Regions from separate parts of the Mus musculus genome. Here region 2 is linked to region 1. Evidence: chromatin loops called from intact Hi-C (ENCODE). Cell type or tissue: gastrocnemius. All regions are shown on one strand. Each heading gives the region's core, and the rest is flanking DNA. Links, peaks and the distances in the headings are about the cores only.

The links. Hi-C counts contacts between places; a loop is a spot of excess contacts. Peaks named below come from ENCODE experiments on the same cell type or tissue, not always from the same donor. Only the 100,000 strongest peaks of a DNase experiment are listed, where the experiment ranks them.
Region 2: a loop joins it to region 1, with 1.9 times the contacts of the local background. A loop is called at or near these places in 3 of 42 quality-filtered maps.

What each region holds. Positions count from the first base shown.
Region 1 is chr3:87,939,036-87,949,903 of GRCm38, reverse strand. Isg20l2 (interferon stimulated exonuclease gene 20-like 2) reads right to left here. Exons shown (of 4, transcript NM_177663.4): 4 at 9,218-10,666. The coding sequence ends at 10,553. It overlaps Crabp2 (cellular retinoic acid binding protein II), which reads right to left and starts at 1,211. Exons shown (of 4, transcript NM_007759.2): 1 at 994-1,211. The coding sequence starts at 1,063. In gastrocnemius, for the core only: no CTCF peak of the experiment used is centred there; DNase peaks (open chromatin) are centred at 4,847 and 6,289; H3K4me3 peaks cover 1,136 bases; H3K27ac peaks cover 1,115 bases.
Region 2 is chr3:88,054,302-88,065,169 of GRCm38, reverse strand. Gpatch4 (G patch domain containing 4) reads right to left here. Exons shown (of 8, transcript NM_001110809.2): 6 at 10,710-10,801; 7 at 10,417-10,467; 8 at 9,176-10,212. The coding sequence ends at 9,441. It overlaps Naxe (NAD(P)HX epimerase), which reads left to right and starts at 6,675. Exons shown (of 6, transcript NM_144897.3): 1 at 6,675-6,843; 2 at 6,932-7,040; 3 at 7,139-7,249; 4 at 7,333-7,446; 5 at 8,037-8,184; 6 at 8,394-8,647. The coding sequence starts at 6,680. The coding sequence ends at 8,596. In gastrocnemius, for the core only: no CTCF peak of the experiment used is centred there; a DNase peak (open chromatin) is centred at 6,648; H3K4me3 peaks cover 1,899 bases; H3K27ac peaks cover 1,405 bases.

The sequences.
Region 1 (10,868 bases), core at 1,297-9,296:
TTTTAGCTCCAGACTCACTCTTATACAGTCCCTAGCTCCTCAAGGGTATCCCCTGCTCCCCACCACAGGGCTCCTCTCCAGTGCAGAAATGGAAGGCATGCTGACCCTTAGGCTCTGGGGTAGTTTCCACTCCCTGGGGCGGTTAACTGCATCTCTCCGCAGATGTCTCTCCTTTCCTATACCTTCTAGCTCAGTCGCATCCTAGAGGGTAGTAGAAGGTGGGTAGGGAAAGTCTGGGTGGTTCCTGTGTTCCCACCCTTGGCTAACAGCCCAGTTGCGCAGGGTGCAGCTGGTCTGTGGCGAGGAGGGAGGCAATCCTAGACTTTCGGAAATGGGGATTGGTGTTTCACACGAGGACATTTGTTGAAATCTAAGAAAGTGGTAATTGTCCAGAGCGATTTTAGGGCTTGGGAGCCGGTTGCTGTAGGAAAATATGTCTCACAGGTGGGGGTGGGGTGGGGTGGGGTGGGGTGGGGAGACTGGAGTGGGAAGTGCAAGGTGTGGGGGAGGGTCGGGGAGCTGAAGTGGTGGACCACCTGGTGGGCGGAGCCAAGTGTTGAGGATAATGGACCTGTCGCCTGGATTGGGTTACTGTTAGGGTACGCGGAAAGATCTTGGAATGTCTCCTAGGGGCTCCCTGCCTGGATTCTGGATTCTTAAAGCTCAGAGCCAGGTGCCCTGGTCAGCAGGTCCAGGCGCCGAGGCTAGCCAACCCCTCCTGAGACTAACCTCGTGCTTCTGGTTTCTACTTGCTTCACAGGCTCTGAGTCACCGTTGAAGCTGGCACTGGTGGGCGCCCAGCCTCAGAAAGTAGGATTTAAGAGTCTTGGGCCTGGTGCCCCAGGACCCAGGGTATCCGGCACGCCCCTTTCCTAGGATGCAGGCTCCCAGGTACATTCCCTGATTCGGCCCCCTTCCGTTTATTCGGCCTCTGCTCTAAAGACCCCAGCGCCCTTCTTGTCCTCCCTTCCCAACTCACGAAAACCTCCTTACCCAGAGCTTTTAGCATTTCCTCAAAGTTTTCCGATCGGATGATCTTCCAGTTGCCAGAAAAGTTAGGCATAGTGGCAGCAAGGTGGCTTTCTCTTTAGATCTTCAACTAGAACACTGGACGCTGAGTCCTTTAGGCTAAAGATACTTTGCTGTCTCCTTTGCAGAACAGATCCTTCCACCTGGGGACCAAGCCGCGTGGAGGACAATTGCACAGCCGCTGGGCGCCAGAGCTCTAGGCTTTTATACCCAGCTGGTGCATGAGGCGGCCCCGCCCCCGCCCCGCCTTCCACACCACCTGGGGGCCCTGCTCTGTGACCACTTCACCCCCATCCTTTCCGGAATCCCTCCTGTTTCTAGAAATGTGGGTGGGTCCAGGGTTCTCCAAGAGCCAAGATACCCTTCTCCCGCATCAGTAGGCGGACCGAGAAGCGTCAGAAGGCAAGAACGGGGTTTGTGCCTCTGGCAAGAACAGGGCACGGCTCTCGCCTGGGTCACGGATGCTCTCTCGGCCTGCAGGGCGAACACAGGTCCCGTTTCACCAGTTCCCTAGTAGTTCTCTACCAGATTTGGTGCTCTGGACAGCTCAGCTCCAGGCATCCGGAGACCCCACTAGCGCAAGAATTGTCCCCCCCCCCCCCCCCCGGCAACCGGCAGTCGAAATGGACTCAATGAAACAGCTCGGAATTCAAGCGTTCTTTTGGGTGACAGGGAGGTGCTGCTCTGTCCTCCACCCCTTGACTCAGCTCTGGGTTCAAGTAGTGCCTGGGGACGCCTGAAGTGAGCACAAGGCAACTCATTCATTCCTCTCCAAGCCCTGGACGGACAATGAAGGGTTAAGCAGGAGCCCCCGGCTCGAGGCTAGAAGGGCAGAGGTCACAGCCAATCACTTGACACGACTCTTTTATTAAGGCGCTTTCTCGGTGGCTACGCTTCCCTGGGCCCCCTGGGCCACAAGGAGGGGGAGAAAGACGCCAAGCGCCCCCCACCACCCCCCACCCCCACCCCGCGGCTTGCCGCGTTGCCTCCGGGGTTGGGGGAAGGCTGACTGTGTGGGGAGGGGGTGGGTCTGAGACGTCCCTATCTAGAGCTGAAAGTGCGGTGAATCAGCCTCTCCGAGGCTGATTTTTACGTGGGTGAAACCCTAGTGGAAAGACAGCGAGACAGCAGAAAGGACAGGAGCGGCCTCGGAGGCACGCGGGTAACCCAAAGCCAGAAACAACGTTGCTCTGTGCTGGAGCTACAAGTGTTTGCCCTTTCTTTGGCATTCGCCCTCAGTCTCCCGGGGCTATCCCCGTAGTCCCCTCAGGATCTCAAACAAGGTCCCTGCCTGGCCCCTTCTCATCTAGGTGGCCAAGGTTGGAACAGGCAGCCCTGACCTGGTGAACTGGGGACTTGGCAGGCTTTGGTTGGGGAGTGGAACTGAGCTGAGGACAGGGCCTGAAGGATTAACCTCACTCAGAGGCCAGACAGTGTCACTCGAGTCAGGTCTTCATCGAGGCAATCCCGAATAATGGGGTGTGGAAAACTTGAGAGGATGAGGGAGGAAGGCTGCCTCTCAGAAGGGCCTCTGGATCGCCGCTCTCCCCACCCCCCACCCCACCACCAACACTCAGAAGGGAGTGGGACAAGTCGGCCTGAGTCTAGGACTCTAAATTTTAAAGCGGAATGCTTATTTGAGGGGCGGGCGCGTAGGAGGCATAGGCTTCTGGAAGAGGAGGCACGTGGGTCTAGCAGTTTCGCCACTGCAGATGCTTAGCTAGGTGGGGAGAAAGGGGAATCTGAAAGCGCTCTGAGTATAGGTTGCAACCTTCCCCGCTTCAGTGCAGCTTTGCTGTAGGTAGGCACAACGGGATGATTTTCAGTTCTGACAGTGAAATCTGGCCTCTAGACGGAGAAATAAGGAGTGGCCTGTGGAAGGAACAACGCAAAAAACAGGAGCCTGATGCTCCACCCCACCCCCACCCCCGCTGTCCCTACTCCCATACCGGTGGTCATTGTGTCCAATTTCTACTTCTCCAGACAGACTCCTGGAGCCCAGGTAGCATTTTCCTTCTTACAAGAGAAAAGGGCAGGCAAGCCCTCTTCCAGGAGCCTTGAGAACCTTACTGATGGTCATGATGATGGGTGAGGACACAGCCTAGGAAGGAAGCCTGGGATGGCAGTTTAGAGGAACCCAGGCCAGGTAGAGAGTCCCACTAAGACTAGAGCCCTGGAGGAAGTTCCCCCAGGTGGGAGTGGATGCCCTAGGCCCACTCCCTTCCTTTTACCCTCACCACCTCCCTCCTCTAGCAACTGGCTAGGATTTCCAGAGACAGAAGGAAGACAAAGGGAAGTGGGACTGGGCGGGGAATTCTTTCCAGATGTGTTTGTGGTTTGGCAGTTCAGGGCCGGAGCTCCTCGCACCCCAACTTTGCTGAATGAGGGAGGGAGGGAGGGGGCAATATGCTAGGGCTAGGGCTTTTGGCCTCCAGCAGCCCTTTTATTCCAGGGGAATCGCAGACATGAGCAGCTGGGAAGAGACACTGAGGGATGAGGGGCCTAGGAGGCGGGCTAGCACAAGTGGATGGGGTATCCAACTAACAAGGGGGCAGGGGCTAGGGCCTCAGAGCTGTTCAATGGGAGGAGCTGCCACCATTAAGAGCCCCAAGCCCAACTACTGGTTTTAATTTCCCACTGGGATCAATAAGGAAAGGAATTTCCCGGTGCCTCTGGTCTTTCAATTATAACCAAATCTGCTGCAGATCTGCCCCAAGTGACCCCATTCCAGTGATCAGAGCCCTCTTGGGGGCCCCTCTCCCGACAGGAGTTGGAGACACAATAGGGAAGCGGAGGCAAGCAGAAGCAAGCGGAGGATGGAGTGGGGAACAGACCAGCGCAGAGTGAGGGACACTCTGGTGCTTTGTTCCATTGTGTGGCTAGGAGGAAGGTGGTCTCAGGCTTAGAGCGGAGGAAGAGAAATGGGCTGAGATGACAGCAAGGAACAAGTTAAAAGGGCTGCAGTATAGGAGACAATTCTACCCTCTATACCCCTTCCATGAGGCCGTGGAGCATGAGGAACCACCCAGTCAGTCCATCACGGAAGAGGCCAGGGTTGACTGGGGATAGGAAGAGCAGCAAAGTCACAGAATCCCTAGCCTCGCCCCCATCAGGACCACAGAGAGAGACTCTGCCAAGGTCGCTACTGGTGGAGGGGTTTGCTCAATGTGGTATTACTATCTCTATTGGGTCAGTAATTGTTGACCTGGACTTCCAAAGTAAAAGCCAGCCAGTTTGGGCTGGAGGAGGAGGTGGTGGTGGTGTTCTGAGCCAGAAGAAAGGCTGGCTGTCATGTATTAGATTTGTGTCTCCTGAGCCCTTACACCCTCAGGACTCTACTTGCAGAGAGCCTAGATCGACAGCCTACCTTTCACTGGGGTCCTCCATGACAAAGGGACTCTTTCTGGTACCTCTGCCTGTCTCCCTGGCTCAGAGACCCAGCCTTTGTCATTGTAGCAGAATGAAGGGCAGTAGAGCCCCAAAGCTGTAAGACAGGGTCAGGGACCTAGAAAGAAAGCAACCTACCTCCCAGAAACATTTGGATGCAGAGTCAGGAAAGAACAGAGGACCCTGAAAACCCTGATTTCCACCCAAAGGTAGAAGATGCTGTGACCTGCAAGGCCAGCCTGGGGTCTGGCAAGGGGAGGCAAATAGGACCAGGAAGACAGTACAGGAGGCTGGAAAGAAACAATAGGAAAGGCTGGGGCAGAAGGAGGGGCTACCACAGGCCAGAAGAGGGTCTGTACAGCACCCAGGCGGGGCCTCTGTTGTTCTTGGCTCTGCCATGCTTTTCCCAGCTCCAGCTGCCAACGCTCTCCTCAGGGCTGGGCTGGGCTGGGCTGGCTGAGCCAGGAAGACAGGAGGGTGGGGTAGGGATGCACTGGCTGAGGACGTGTCCAGACTTAGTCTCAGTCCCCTGCTGGGAGACTGACCTGCAGTTACACTTGGGCTGGCTCTATGGTCTGGTTTCTAGTACTGTACCCACCTGCCACAAACAGTGTCCTGCATTCAGCCCTAGCAGCCAAGGTAGGAGGGATGGGGCTGTGGCCATGGGCAAGCTCAACAGACAGGACAGATAGGTTTTATGGCACATGGGGAAAAGGGCCTGTTCTGAAAAAGACACATGGCTCTGGACAGCCCAGGCTTCTCCAACTCTGCTGCTTTGTCCAGGGCACTGGGGCTGGAGAACCCGCAATCCAGTCACCTCCCTGGTGCTGCTTTTCCTGCCCTCACAGAGAGTTGGGATCTGAAACGCTCCTCTGGTTTCCCATGCCACTGAGATGCTGAGGTTCAGAAGAGATGGAAGCAAGCAGCCCAGAATCCGGGGTCTTCCCCCAACCCTCACCATCTTGAATCAGCAGATAAGCAGGGTCACAAGGCTGCTTTAGAGGTGGAGAGGGATCCGTGGTTAAGAGCACTTGGGCTGTTTTTCCAGACGACCTGGGTTTGAATCCTAGCTCCCACATGGTGACTCACAACCTTTCATAACTCTAGTTCCAGTGGATCTGATGCCCTTTCCTGGCCTTCCTGGGTACCAGGCATGCATTCAGTATACAATATACATGAGGTCAAGCATATACACATAATAAGGCTATAGATTAAAAAAAAAAAAATCCAAGTATCTGGTGCCTTAGTCAGTCCAAGGCCTTGTTCTCCACCTGACTTTCACTTCTATCTCTAAGAGCAAGGCCAGGGAGTGGATAAAAGAGCAGGGTGGGTGAGGGGAAGAGGTCCCTACATTCACCTAGATCTAACACTATGCTCTGGACAGCATGAACAAAATGGGAGAAAGATGTATGAAGTGACAAGTTCTGATTTTCCTCCCTGTGGGCAACAGTTCTGGAAAAAAAAATAGTTCTGTCAAAGCAAAACTAAACTGTCCCACAACCACCCCAAACCCCGACCTCATCTGGTCTATCAGGGTTCCAGGCTGCCTCACTCCCAGTGGGCACTGGGCTGAGGCCCGTGAACTTGTTAGCCCGAGTACGTATGCTATCCAAGTGATGTCTCCAACTCTCTCCTGCCTGCCACTCCTCTAACTTGAGCCAAGCCATCCAAGTGAGAGCTTTGGAACTTGGGACTTAGCAGGAACATTTCCCCGGGGAATCAAAGAGGCCAGTATTTCCTGGATTTTATAGCTGCCAACCATGCTGTCATTCAGTCTTGGTCTCACACCTCTCAAGTCCTGGTAGCACCGGTTCCCCCGTGATCTGGGTTGTCAGTGGTGGGTCTTTCTACTACACTGGTAGCTGGCCCAGAGCCAAAGATGTTCAAGGACCAGGACTCACAAGAACACCTTTCTACCTACTCTGCCAGCCAGCCCAGTATGGGGCAGCCAGGCTGGATTCTCTAGGCGTGGGCTCCAGTTCCCTCCCAGCAGCCTCGGCATGGCACTCCTGCCTTCTTCCTCTTTGAATTATAATCTGGGGCCTCTTATAGATTCTTTTTTGTTTTTTTTTTTTCGAGACAGGGTTTCTCTGTTTAGCCCTGGCTGTCCTGGAACTCACTTTGTAGACCAGGCTGGCCTCGAACTCAGAAATCCACCTGCCTCTGCTTCCTAGGTGCTGGGATTAAAGGTGTGCGCCACCAATAGACTCTTTACAAATAAGTAACCAACTGTGCAGGCTAATTCTATGTCAACTTGACACAGACTAGTATTATCTGAGAAGAATCTCAAGTGAGAAAACGGCTCTGTATGATTGGGCTGTAGGCAGGCCCAGCCCATTGTGATTATGCCATCCCTAGGCTGGTGGTCCTGGGTTCCATAAGAAAGAAGGCAGAAAGCCGGGCATGGTGGCACATACCTTTAATCCCAGCACTCAGGAGGCAGAAGCAGGTGGATTTCTGAGTTCAAGGCCAGCCTGGTCTACAAAGTGAGTTCCAGGACAGCCAGGGCTATACAGAAAAACCAAAAAAAAAAAAAAAAAAAAAAAAAGAAAGAAGGCAGAGCAAGCCAGTAAACAGCATCTCTCCAGTCTCTATATTAGCTTCTGCCTCCAGGTTCCTGCTGTTTGAGTTCCCAGCCTAATTCCCTTCAGGGATGGACAGTAAGTGTGAAGCATAAACCAAATGAACCCTTTTCTTCCCCCAATTTGCTCTTGGCTGTGGTTTCATCATAGCAGTAGTAACCCAAACTAAGACACTTAACTGAGCAGGATTCCATAGGGTGTAATCATAGGGCACGGCCTTTGGGGAACTAGCTGCTCTGGCAGAGATTATTGTGCAGCTTGCTACTCAGAAATGTTGGGCTAGGATCCCAGGCCCTGGACTGAGAAACCTCTTACTCAGGCTAACATTATGCATGCACAAGTCTTCTGATCTATGTCTACCCTAGAGTCTCACTCTGGAGCACTGAAGGTATGTGGGGCCCATTCAATTTGTGTATGTGTGCCTACGTGTTCATAGTGCACACATATGTGCCTGTGCACACATGTGGAGGCCAGAGGTTGATGGTGGGTGTTTTGTTAGAGACAAGGTCTCTCTTCATTGCTTTGGCTGCCCTGGAACTCACTCTGTAGACCAAGCTGGCCTTCAACTCACCGAGACTCCATAGTGAGACCACTTCAAAACCCCAAACCTTATGATCTTCCTATCTCTACCTCACGAGAGCCAAGATTACAGATATGAGCCTCCAAAACCCAGCCTTGCAATGTTGACTAAAAACCTTAGTTCTAGGCTCAGGTCTCTTTCCATCTGCTAAACTTGTCTCAACTACCCAGCTGGCTATCCAGTTGCTCAGGAAGCCAGAAACTACCCACCTTACCTTTCTCAAACCCTTTGTTGGTGAATCCTCCCCTGGGCTTTGTTGAAGTATTCAACACATCTATCCCTCTCTTGTCCCAACCTCCTGATCCTGCTAATGTCACCTACTCTGATACTCACATTCTCCTCCCACTCCACAGATGGCTCACCTCTTGGCCATTCCCCAATGCAGATTCCCTACAGCAGACAGCATTGTCTTTCAAAAATACACACCTGCTCATCTTATTAACCAGCATTAAATCTTGGCTCTAGACAGCAAATGTGTGGCTCAGTGAGGTTTCTTAGCTTTTCTTCTTCAGGGCCAAAGATTTCCATTTCCAGTATCTAACACACCACCCAGTACAGAACAGACGCTGGGTGTAGTGCCCATATTCTGCCAGATACTACTCAGATGCTAACAGCAAGGCAGGGACTTCAGGCCTACTCACCAAACCTGAGTGCCAATGCAACCTCTACATCCTTGGCCTGGGAGAGACACCTTGCCTTTCGGTTAACCTCAATCTCCTCAACTGTTAAGTTAGAATACTGCCTTGAGGGGATGGAGAAATGGCCCGGTGGTTAAGAGCACTGGCTGCTTTTGCAAGAGACCTGGGTTTGATTCCCTGTACCCATGTGAGATCTTACAACTGTCTGTAAACCCAGTTCCAGGGGATCTGATACACCCCAATGGCCTCCATGGGCACCAGGCACACAAGTAGTGCAGTTATACATAGAGGCAAAAAAAATCCCAACCAGCTTTGAGTGACACAGTGCAGCTCAAGGGCTCAGTATAGGGCAGGGCACAGTGAAGCTCTCACGGAGATGGCAGTCTTACCACAGCCACCCTCACCCCCATAATCAATTACCACCCATATAAACCAAGGGTAGAACTCAGGATCTGGTATTAAAACTCCAAGAAGTAAATGATAAAATGAAATCGTGAAGGGACAGGGACACGGCTCCACAGAGTAGGGACAACCATGCTGCAGACCCGTGACTCACCTTCAGGAAACAACGGTGTGTACCACTAAGGAAGAGCTGGCAGGCTGCGTCACCAAGCTCCCTTCCTCCCTTATGTACATGGACTCACTCCACCACATTACCCTGCGCGGCTTAGGGTGTCACTTCAAGTGTGACAGGAAAGCTAAGGCCCTATGTGTGACAAAGGCTTACCAGAGCTTCAAATCATCCAGCAAACAAGGGCTCCAGTGACCCATCCAGAGAGCCTAGAAATCCCCACAGGACTACACAGCCTTCCACACGAAGAGATCTTATTTAATACAAAGCCATAAAGAATCCACTACGTGAGCTGGAGAGGTGGCTCCTCCTAGAGGATCTCCGCCTCCCCGCCAGCACCCACTTCCCAGACTCACAACGGCCTGAAGCTTTAGTTCTGCAGGATCTGACCCCTCTCCTGGACCCTGAAAGCACACACATACACATAAGTAAAATAAAAATAGATCTTTATATGTAAAAAAAAACAAAAAACAAACCCACCAGTTTTCTATTATAAAAATCCATAAAAAGAATCGTATGAACTAAGAGGCTGCATTTGCAAGGTGAAAGGCTGAAAAGGCTGAAAGACGATTAAAACTATACAAATTCTTTTTAAACTAAGTGGAACCTAAATTAAGTAAACACTGTTAGTCAGTGCTATGTAACGTGGCTATAAAATTCAGCAAGCAACCACAAAATTCTTTCCTTCTCTGTTTCTACTTCTCTGACCCAGAGCTTTTTCTATGCACTCAGATTGGTCTTAAACTTTTGATCTCCCTGCCTTGGCCTCCAGAGTCCTGAGATTACAGACCATTATGCTGAGCTCCAATCAGGACTTGTCTGAAAGTGAAAAGATACTGCTATTTACTTTAGAACAAAAAATCCCATAAAATTAAAAGAACCATGCTGGGCGTGGTGGCGCAACACCTTTGATCCCAGCACTCGGGAGGCAGAGGCAGGGGGATTTCTGAGTTTGAGGCCAGCGTGGTCTACAGAGTGAGTTCCAGGACAGCCAGGGCCATACAGAGAAACCCTGTCTCGAAAAACCAAAAAAAATAAAAAAAATAAAAGAACTAGGCACAGTGGTGAACACACACCTGTAGTCCCAGCTACTCTCGGGCCTGAGGAAGAAGTCATCTGAGCCCAAGTGTTTGAGGCCAGCCCTGGCAACTCAATTCCTTTACCCTACTCCCCACCAAAAGGAGACATATCTATGACATGTGTCCCATAGAGAAGGTAGTGTGGGACACTGTTTTCCCTGGTGTGCCTTGCTTCCTCAAAGTCAAGGCTGACTGGCACAAGCACCCTGTGACATGTGGTTAGCACTCTAAAGAAGTAAACAGTTATGGTTCATGACTTTGTATTCCATTCCTTCTACCCTCCCCCACCCCACTGCTGGAGACTGTACCTAGTGGTTTATGCATGCTAGGTAAGTGTTCTAGCGCTGGGCTTTACCCCTGGCCCTCTTTTTATGTTAGGACAGGGTCTCACTGACCTAGAATTAATTCTGTAGTCCAGGCAGACTTTACATCTATAACCTGTTTCAGCCTCCCAAGTATCTGGGATTACAGGTCTGAGCCACCTGCCTGACCTAGAGGTGGGTTTAACATGAAAGCTCTCCTCTTCCATGAGACACTTAACCACACAGTGACCAAAATAGCTGAGATGAAATTTCAATGGGTATTAAGCCTCTGGCCAAGCCCCTCTCCCCAGTGATTCTAGCTTCTGCAGGTGAGAAGCTGGAAGAACTGTGGGTTGGTCTACTGCATGTGTCTCCCTGGGATTGCTAATTTTCTGGAGGATTCTGGGCCAGGTGCTGTTCCCATTCAACTTCAACCAACTTGTACAGCTCCATTGTGGCCTGGGCATCTTCCACCGAGGAATGTCCAGTATTTCCAACCTAAAGGAAAAGAACATGAAGACGAGAACTGTTGCTTTTCCCAGACAACTGGACTCCCTGCATCCCGCTAGTTGTCTATACTTTCTCTTCTATAGTTTATGAGTTGTAGTCACAAGTCTACTAGGGCCCTCCTCCCTAGCACATTTCAGTTTCAACTCCCAGAAGGCCTGCTCATTTGAGTGACGATGCATATGTATCTTAC
Region 2 (10,868 bases), core at 1,661-9,660, 110 kb before region 1:
CAGGCCTTTCCACGGGTCTTGAACCCGAGGAAAAGTTTAGGTCAGGTAAGAATACCTGGGGAGAGATTGGAAGGAAGGAGAAGGAAAAAGAAAAGAAAAAAGATCAATTAGCGGAGGTCTCTAGGAGAAGGAGCCTATACTCATCACTAGATGAGCTCAAGGAGCCAGTTCTTAATAGTTCTGAATCAGATGAAAAGGCTATTAGGGCCTGGAAGGCGCTCTCCCAAGCAGGTGAAGCCACTGGACAACTAACAAAGATCGTCCAGAGACCTCAGGAGTCATTCTCAGATTTTGTGGCCAGAATGACAGAGGCAGCAGAGCGTATTTTTGCAGATTCAGAGCAAGCCGCACCTCTGGTAGAATAGCTTATTTATGAGCAAGCCATGCAGGAATGCAGAGCGGCCATAGCCCCAAGAAAGAGCAAAGGTTTACAAGACTGGCTTAGGGTTTGTCGGGAGCTTGGGGGACCTCTCATTGTGCGTTACTTCCATTCAGTATGAGAATTTTACTAGGGCAGCTAATTTGTCAAAAAGTCTTTCTCAGTATATGTTACAGAATTGGACGGCTGAATTTGATCAGACCCTTCGGGAATTGAGACTTGCCATCATTCAGGTCAACTCCACGCGCTTGGACCTGTCCCTGACCAAAGGATTACCCAATTGGATCTCCTCAGCATTTTCCTTCTTTAAAGAATGGGTGGGATTATTTGGAGATACACTTTGCTGTGGATTAGTGTTGCTTCTTTGGTTGGTCTGTAAGCTTAAGGCCCAAACTAGGAGAGACAAGGTGGTTATTGCCCAGGCACTTGCAGCTCTAGAACATGGTGCTTCCCCTGATATATCTATGCTTAAGCAATAGGTCGCTGGCCACTCAGCTCTTGCACCCCACAGGCTAGTCTCATTGCACGGGATAGAGTGAGTGCGCTTCAGCAGCCTGAGAGAGTTGCACGGCTAAGCACTGCAGTAGAAGGGCTCTGCGGCACATATGAGCCTATTCTAGGGAGACATGTCATCTTTCAAGAAGGTTGAGTGTCCAAGTGTCCTTCTCCCCAGGAAAAACGACACGGGAGCAGGTCAGGGTTGCTCTGGGTAAAAGCCTGTGAGCCTAAGAGCTAATCCTGTACATGGCTCCTTTACCTGCACACTGGGGATTTGACCTCTATCTCCACTCTCATTAATATGGGTGGCCTATTGCTCTTATTAAAAGAAAAGGGGGAGATTTTGGGAGCCGCTCTCACATTTGCCATTATAAGATGGCGCTGACAGCTGTGTTCTAAGTGGTAAACATAATCTGCACATGTGCAGGGGCAGTTTTCCCGCCATGTGTTCTGCCTTTCTCGTGATGACAACTGGGCCGATGGGCTGCAGCCAATCAGGGAGTAACAAGTCCTAGGCGGAGGATAATTCTCCTTAAAGGGGACGGGGTTTTGCCATTCTTTTTCTTGCTCTCTTGCTCTTGCTTTCTTGTTCTTGTTCTTTTTCTCTTTCTTGCTCTTGTTCTTCTTCTTGCTCTCTTGCTCTCTTGCTCCTAAAGATGTAAGCAATAAAGTTTTGCCGCAGAAGATTTTGGTTTGCTGCGTCTTTCCTGGCCGGTCGCAAGAACGCGTGTAAGAGTGGATCTCCATGTTAGTTCCCATCTACTATAAGGTACTATAAGGGGAAACTTCTCTGATGATGACTGAGAAAGACACTAATCTATAGCTATAGCAGAATGTCATTAAGGTAGTCATTTGTTCTTTTTGGTTTTTTTGTTTTGTTTTTGTTTTTTGTTTTGTTTGTTTGTTTGTTTGTTTGTTTTTTGGGTTTTTCGAGACAGGGTTTCTCTGTGTAGCCCTGGCTGTCCTGGAACTCACTCTGGAGACCAGGCTGGCCTCGAACTCAGAAATCCGCCTGCCTCTGCCTCCCAAGTACTGGGATTAAAGGCGTGCGCCACCACGTCCAGCAAGTGCTGTGTTTCTTAAACAGTATGATAGTATTTGGTTTTCCCCTAGGACCATGGCCTTATATAGTCTCAGGTTCTTGGGCACCTGAGCTGTGTCGGGCATGGGTTCTATATTATGTATTAGGCCTTAAATCCAATCAGATGGTGGTTGGTTACTCACAATATGCTGTACCACTATTGCTCCGTGCAGCCAGGCCAGCACTGTAGATAGCAGGTTTTGTAGCTGGTTTGGTGGTTACCTTTCTCCGGTAGTATGCAGTAAGTTCCAGTACCATGAATGCTAGTCAGTAGGGATGAAGGCTCTAGGTAGGCACCTAGCACCTAGCTCGGTTTCTCTATGTTAGATGAGATAGGTAAATATTTTGTTCAGTAATAGATCCTTAACAACAGCTTGTAGAGAATAACCAATAGCTTTGGCAACAGTCCAAGCTGTTTAGGGGTTTCTGTGGGGCCCCTTTGGCCAACAAGTCAGTTAAATGTAACCCATTTCTAGTGCTGAAGATTTCAGTTAGTGGCAAAGATGTCTGGTTGGGCCTTTGTGTCCGCTGTTACTTAGTGACTCCGTTTTGACTTCTTTCATATATGTATACATTTCAATAAGTTTCTAGTGTAGTAGGATTCTATAAGACCCCTCAAATGGCCCCTAGTGTTAGTCGTCCTTCCTATATTCTCTCCCTTAACCCCGTCTTCTTTTTCCTGTTTAATCTTGTTTCTGTCTCTCCCTAGTCTCTCTAAATATATATTCTATTTCCCCTTCCTTGGGAGATCCTTTCAACATGATCCTCCTCTCCTGCCTAGTTCCTTGCTCTATACATAACCTCTGTGGTTATGCTGATATGCCTATTGAAAGCTGAAAAGCTAACAACCACCTATAAGAGAATACATACCATATTTGTCTTTTGGGGGTCTGGGTTACCTTCCTCAGCATTATTTTTTTTTCTAGCTCTGTATGTCCATTTGCTTGCAAACTTCACATCTTTTTTTAAGATTTATTTTTATTTATATGAGTACACTGTAGCTGTCTTCAGTCACACACTGGAAGAGGGCATCAGATCACATTACAGATGGTTGTGAGCCACCATGTGGTTGCTGGGAATTGAACTCAAGACCTCTGGAAGAGCAGTCAGTGCTCTTAACCACTGAGCCATCTCTCCAGCTCCAAACTTCACATTTTTAACAGCTGAATAATATTCCATTGTGTTAATGAACATATTTTCATTATCCATTTATTTGTTGATGGAAATCTAGGCTGTTTTCCAATTTCTGGCTAGTACGAGTAGACCAGCAATGAACATGGATGAGCAAGCGTCTCTGTAGGAGGATGTAGAGCCCTTTGGGTATATACTTGAGAGAGGTAAAGCTAGCTGATTTCTATATTTCTATTAGTGCCACACTAGTTTCTATAGTCACAAGTTTCCTTGGTTTCTTCCTTTTTTATTTTTTAGAGACAGGGTTTCTCAGTGTCCTGGCTGTCCTGGAACTAACTCTGTAGACTGCCTCTGTCTCCTTCACGTGTTGGGATTAATGCCTGGACGATGATGATGGTGATGATGATGATGATGATGATGATGATGACGATGATGATATGATTGAATGTGAGTGTATCTGTGTGTTGTCATTGCATATGTGTGAAAGTGCCCAAAGGCCAGAGGTGTCAGATCTCCTGGAGCCACAAGCAGTTGTGAGCCACCTGACATGAGGTCTGGGAAGGAGCTTGGCTCCTCTGCAGGAGCAGTAAGTGCTTTTAACTGCTGACACATCTCTGCAGCCCTGACTCTGATGCTAACATGGGGTTTCCGCCTCATAGCTGCAGGGGCTGGGGAAGTAGCTCATGATAAAGAGCTTGACGAGCGTACACAAGGCCATCAAGGGAAGAAGGAAAGGGCTGCTCCACCTATAGCACCAGGCCAACTTGAAACAAGCTAGAGTTATCTGAAAGGAGGGGACCTCAACAGAAAATGCCTCCATAAGATCCAGCCGCAGGGCATTTCCTTAGTTAGCATTGGGTGGTGTACCTAGCCCACTGTGGGTGGTGCCATGCTTGGCTGGTAGTCTTGGGGTCTATAAGAAAGCAGGCTGTTCAAGCCATGATGAGCAAGCCAGCACACCTCCATGGCCTCTGCCTTATTTGAGTTCCTCTTCTGATTTTCTCGAGGATGTACTGTGATGTGGAAGTGTGAGTTAAATGAGCCCTTTCCTCCTCACCTTACTTTGTGGTCATGAATCATCACAGCAATAGTAACTCTTTAACTAAGACAAGCATCGTGCCTTCAATCCAGCCCAGTAATAAGAAAGAAGTGGAGGAGATCTTTTAAAAGTACACTATGAAGCCAGGCATAGTGGTGCATTCCTTTAATCTCACCACTTGGTAGGCAGATAGAGGCAGATCTCTGTGAGTTCAAGGCCAGCCTGGTATACATAGTGAGTTCCAGGACAGCCGGAGCTCATGGTAGGACCCTGCCTCAAAAACAAATAAAAAAATCACACAAAATAGCACACCCCTCCAAAATAGTACTCTATAGGAGTGGCTCTATATCTCTATTTGTCTGTCTGTCTATATCCATATCATTTCTGTTCATTAGTGGTGAACATTTAATTAAATGGCCACTCTTACTGGCTGGAGGGAGACGGAAGAATGCTGGGTTTTGTTGTGCCACTCCACAAAGATATGAATATCAGGATCTGCTAGGGAAGGAGAATGGGTTTAGAGGAGCAAATGATGGTGTCTGCCACACAAGAATGTTGCTATTGCCGGGCGTGGTGGCAAACGCCTTTAATCCCAGCACTCGGGAGGCAGAGGCAGGTGAATTTCTGAGTTCGAGGCCAGCCTGGTCTACAGAGTGAGTTCCAGGACAGCCAGGGCTATACAGAGAAACCCTGTCTCGAAAAACCCAAAAAAAAAAAAAAAAAAAAAAAAGGAATGTTGCTATTGCGTCAGGCCCCTAGCCAACCTCCTTAATCTGATTGAATATTCTTATCTATGATAGGCTAAAAATACACTAGGGGTTTGGCAGAATTAAGAAAACCTGAAAGGTTGCATGCTGGCAATAAAGGGGAGGCAGCGATTGTAGAAACAGCTCTCATTGGTTGTCTCCTGAGTTCTGTGGATGGGATATTTTCTGTATTGTTCTATAGTCACAGCCCATCAGAATGAAATCAACAGGATAAGTTGCAGAAGGCTGTAAGGTCAGCCTGCTGAGATCCCAGCTCCACCACCAGCCATCATTATCACTGGGCAGGTGGGCAGGTCTTCCTTTTTTTCTTTTTTAATTAATCTTTGAAACGGGAATACTAAGGTTGCTATGAAGTGAGGTGGTTCATGTTAGCACCTGGTATGTGTAAGTGCTTAACATATTATCTATGCCAAATAAACATATTTCACATTGTGTTTTAGAAATGAATCTTCAGGGCTGGAGAGATGGCTCAGTGTGGTTAAGAGCACTGGCTGCTCTTCCAGAGGACCTGAGTTCAAATCCCAGCAACCACATGGTGGCTCACAACCACCCGTAACGAGATCTGACACCTTCTGGCGTGTCCTGAAGACAGCTACAGTGTACTCACATATAATAAATAAAGCTTTCCACCGGAACAAGAGGGCCAAGAGCAAGCAGGGGGTCCTGAGTTCAATTCCCAGCAACCACATGGCTCACAACCTATACATAAACAAACAAACAAACAAACACTAAACTTAAATAAAGCCAGCTACAGTGGCTCAGACCCAGAATCTCAGAGGATCAGGGATTTAAAGCCATTTTTGCAACGTAAGACATAAGATCCAAGGCAGCCTAGGCCACATGAGACTGCTTGTACTGCTTGTAGTTCTGGGGACCTGACACCTCTGGTTCCCGAGGGCACCTGTGTGACCGCACATACCCATACTCTGAAACAACTGAAAACAAAATCAGCTGACCAAAAATAAACTAACTAAATATTTTCCAGCAAATCTGTAAGGAGCCTTGAGTAACTCACATGCTAGTGAAATCAGAAAAATAAAGCTGGTGAGGTCCTGCGTAAGACCACAGAACCTTGGACTTGAAGTACAATTACCGGAGTAATCTAAAGTTCCTGCCACTATCACAGCCTTAAAAATTCTATTTTCTACATTACATAAGTAAAACAGACAGGGCAGAGGTCCACAAAACCACTTGAAGAGCAAGGGCACTGACAACCTGTGATTGATCCTCGGATCTTACTCTTTGGATGGAGAGATCGGATGCACAGAAATTGTCCTCTGACCTCTATATGTGCAGCAAGGCACGTGCATGCCTCTTCCCTCCAACCCTTGCATTTTTAAATGTTAAAAACAAACAAGTCGGCATGGTGGTGCACGCCGTTAATCCCAGCACTTGGGAGGCAGAGGCAGGCGGATTTCTGAGTTCGAGGCCAGCCTGGTCTACAAAGTGAGTTCCAGGACAGCCAGGGCTACAGAGAAACCCTGTAAAAAGCAGGGGCAGCGAGAGGTCAAAGATACTAATTTTTAAAAAACTGCGTGCAATCACACCTTTCAGCAAGGAGGCAACAGAACTGCTTCAAGATGGTGGCCAGCCAGGACTGCAGAGGGAGCGAAGCACATCTGTTTGGAACTCTGCGACGCCGGGGAAAGGTGAGAACGCAGGGCGGAACGAAGGTGGGCGGAACGCCTGATAGTCTGGGACTAGGAACGGACGGTTAGATGCAGAGGCTCTGGGGCGGGGCGGGCCCTGCGCATGCGCCGTGCGAGCGGCGCTCTGCTAGTCGAATGTCCGGGCTGCGGACGCTGCTGGGGCTGGGGCTGCTGGTTGCGGGCTCGCGCCTGCCACGGGTCATCAGCCAGCAGAGTGTGTGTCGTGCAAGGCCCATCTGGTGGGGAACACAGCGCCGGGGCTCGGAGACCATGGCGGGCGCTGCGGTGAAGTACTTAAGGTACGGCCGCCCTCTCCCGCGGGGGCGGGGCAGGGCAGGCCGCGGCCCCAGCACCCCAGGGGCGGACTCAGGCCAGGACTTCCCTCAGTCAGGAGGAGGCTCAGGCCGTGGACCAAGAGCTTTTTAACGAGTATCAGTTCAGCGTGGATCAACTCATGGAGCTGGCCGGGTTGAGCTGTGCCACGGCTATTGCCAAGGTAAGCGGCACAGCGAGAAACCTCAGTGAGGTGCAGGTGGGGAGGTCCCCGGCGGTGGCGCACACAGCGGTGACTGCCCTCTGCACTTCTGCCTTCAGGCTTATCCCCCCACGTCTATGTCCAAGAGTCCCCCGACTGTCTTGGTCATCTGTGGCCCCGGAAATAACGGAGGGGATGGGCTGGTCTGTGCGCGACACCTCAAACTTTTTGTAAGTATGTGAACGGAGTTTTTTGTGGCAAGGTATGAAGACTCGGGATCGGAGATTGAATGGCTACTTTCCTTTTCAACTAGGGTTACCAGCCAACTATCTATTACCCCAAAAGACCTAACAAGCCCCTCTTCACTGGGCTAGTGACTCAGTGTCAGAAAATGGACATTCCTTTCCTTGGTGAAATGCCCCCAGAGGTAGGTGGGTTGATGCCTGTTTCTACAGTAAGTACTGCCCCTGTCCTGCCCTTCCCATTTTCAGATCAAGCTGGCCTGCCTAGTGTCTGTCTGCCCTAAAAGTGTTCTCTGAAAAAAAGTGGTGTAGAAGCCCCTCCAGACTGTGTGCTCCACGACTTTCCAGGCACTCCTATTCTGCAGCCAAACAACTCCCACAACATGCATCTAACAATAATCTGGCCCTCAGGGCCTCATCCTGAACCTTTTCTGTAGATGCATGGATTAAAGGGTGGGAAGTCAGAAATTAAAACAAAACAAAAACCAGAAAGCCCCAGCTTATTCTATGGATGAAGACACTGATATGCAGAACAGAACTAGTCTCTTCTGGCTTCCAGTGTCAGGAAGCCTGAGACTGGCAGTCACCCCTTCTCACCAGTGACAGGCAGGTAGGTACTCAGGCCTGGATTCAGACTGTCCTGAATGAGCAACTCCTCTTTACTGTGCCTTAGGAACCAGTTATATACATGCTTCTGTGGTCAGTGGGTGCAGGGACAGGCCTCCCTAGGTGACAGCAGCTCCTGACATCCTTTCCCCTTCCCTCACGCTCCCAGCCCATGATGGTGGACGAGCTGTATGAGCTGGTGGTGGACGCCATCTTCGGCTTCAGTTTCAAGGGTGACGTTCGGGAGCCATTCCACAGCATCCTGAGTGTCTTGAGTGGACTCACTGTGCCCATTGCTAGCATCGACATTCCCTCAGGTGCTGAGACTCAGGTGGCTGGGAGACTCGTGCTCAAACCTGGCTAAGGCTGGTACCCAGGGGACTGTCCCACATTAGGGCTGGGGAGCAAAGTTCATGCTGCCTGGCCCTGTGGAAAACCAGAGCCCGATAGTACATGGGACTGAGGGCTTTCCCTCTTCCTTAGGACCAGGCCACCTGTATGTCCTTATACTACTTTCTCTCTTCAGGATGGGATGTAGAGAAGGGAAACCCTAGCGGAATCCAACCAGACTTACTCATCTCACTGACGGCACCCAAGAAGTCTGCAACTCACTTTACTGGCCGATATCATTACCTTGGGGGTCGCTTTGTACCACCTGCTCTAGAGAAGAAGTACCAGCTGAACCTGCCATCTTACCCTGACACAGAGTGTGTCTACCGTCTACAGTAAGGGAGGTGGGTAGGCAGGATTCTCAATAAAGACTTGGTACTTTCTGTCTTGAAATTGGAGTCTTCTGGCCTTAATAATTATCAGTGGGTTGTGCTGTCTCTGGGGAAACAGACCAGCATTTGTAAGCAATGGGAAATAGGTGTTTCACCCAGGAATGATTCTTACTTATTTGTAATAGACAGGGAGGTAGATGATGCCTCTAAACTAATTCAGTGTATCATTGTAGCAAGACCCCCAGAGGGTAACAGGATTCCTTCAAGTCTCCAAATGCCATCTACTTTGTGTTCAGACCTTCTCATGCTGGGAATGCTGACATCAACTGGGAAGGACCTAGAAGCTTGGGGTCCAAGCTCTCATTTCATCATGATCAGAACAGTCTGGGAGGGTAACCCAACCCATACATATAAATGTATGTTTTTCTTAACCTTCATGGTATTTAAAATGAAAACATTTTGTAGGGTATGATAGTGTATGCTTCTGATCTGAGCACTCTTGAGGCAAAGATGCCTGGATTTCTGTGAGTTCTAGGAAAGCCAGAGCTGTATTAGAGAAACCCTGTCTCAAAAACAAAACAAAGACATTTCATGTAAGTCTACATTTTCAGACTTTTAAAAGAGACACTCCAAATATTCCTCCATCCTGATTCCTCTTCCCACCATCCTTTAGCTGGTGAGCTGCCAGGCACCAGGTTTATACTTTTTGGACAGCAAGTTTCACAGGGGACCATGTCCACCCCCTCAGCCAGTATAGAATGCATTGGCTCTCCTCTGCAGACTGGGGCTCCAGAGCTGCTTGCAGAGTGTGCAGAAACCCTGCCCTAAACCAGGCTATCCCTGAAAAGGAGTCAGCTGAGATCCACTTCAGACCCTCGGTCCCTCTTCCGCTTCTTCTTTTTGGCTCTCTCCTTTGGGTATTGCCGACTTCTCTCACCTGCATCCTCTGCTACCCATGTCCCACCATCATCTTTACTGCTTACATCTAAGTCCTCCTCACAGCACTGCTGTCTTTTCCTTTTGTCTTTTCTTCTGACCTTTCTCTCTCCTTTTGTTAGGTCATCCTTCCCTTCTTCCTCTTGGGTATCTAAGTCCTCCCCACACGTCCCTCGCTTCTTGCTGCTTCTCCTGGGGTCTTTGTCTCCTCCACTGTTGACTGCCTTTGGCCGGCTTGTCACATCTCTACCTCCTTCATCACAGACTCCCATCTCCCCGTCTTCTTCATGGCGCTGCTTCCTCCTTTTCTTCTTTTTCCTGGAAGGCTGATCAGATTGCTCTGTGCTCAGTTCTCTGGGCCCACTCTCTCCTGCAGCCTCTTCCTCCTCACTTCCTATAGCCGTTCCCTGTCTCTCGGCTTTCTGCCTCTTCTTCTTCTTCCTGCTGTCCCTGAAGCTCCTGTCCGTGTGTCCCAGCAGCTCGTCACCTAGACTCTTTTCAGTTGTTGCAGCCTCTTCCCCCTCTTTCTGCTTCCTCTTCTTTTTCTTTTTTTGGGAAGGCTCACTGTCAGTCAGTGGTTGAGAGGTGCCCAGAGCCTTTGAGCCTTTGAGCTGAGCCAGAAAGGCCTGCTCTTGGGCCTCCAGGCGAGCAAGCTTGGCCTTCATGGTGATACCAATCCGGGCAGCCCTAAGACAGAGATATGATGGGTCTAAGTCAGCAAGGGTATTACAAAGAAAGTTGGGAACAGAGGGAGGGGGCAGCCAAGCTTCAAACATGAACTTGTGAACAACAGCAAGTATTCCCTTGGAATGAAAATAATTGGGAGGTGGCACAGGCTGTCCTTAAGCATGGGCAGAAAAGATGGGAAACCCAGAAGTGACCACAACTTACTTGTGTGCTGTTCGCCCCTCGCAAGCCTTGAGTAGCATCTCATCAGTCAGACTGTAAGGGCAGATGACAAGTCACAAACTTTTTTCTTTCTTTCTCTAAAAAATTTTTATCTTCACTATTGTTCAAAACCTGGCACTTTTTGAAGTGCTAAGATAATACAAGAATTAGTACAATCTAATTAATTCCACAAACATGCACCTACTCCTCTGATAAGAAAGCATTAGGCTTAGGTTCATTCTCTTAAAACCCCAAAGCATCTCCCACATGCTCTCAGTACCAAAATAAAGTCTCACATCTTTGGGGGCGTGGGCTCATGGTTGTCAACATCACTGCAGTTCCCCAAGTCTCTGTCAGGCTTCTCCTCACCCGAGGTTAGTGTGGCTGTCTAGAAGAAAAGGATCATGGAGACGGATAAAGCCAACTTAATACCATTGCCAACTCTCCTCCATTTC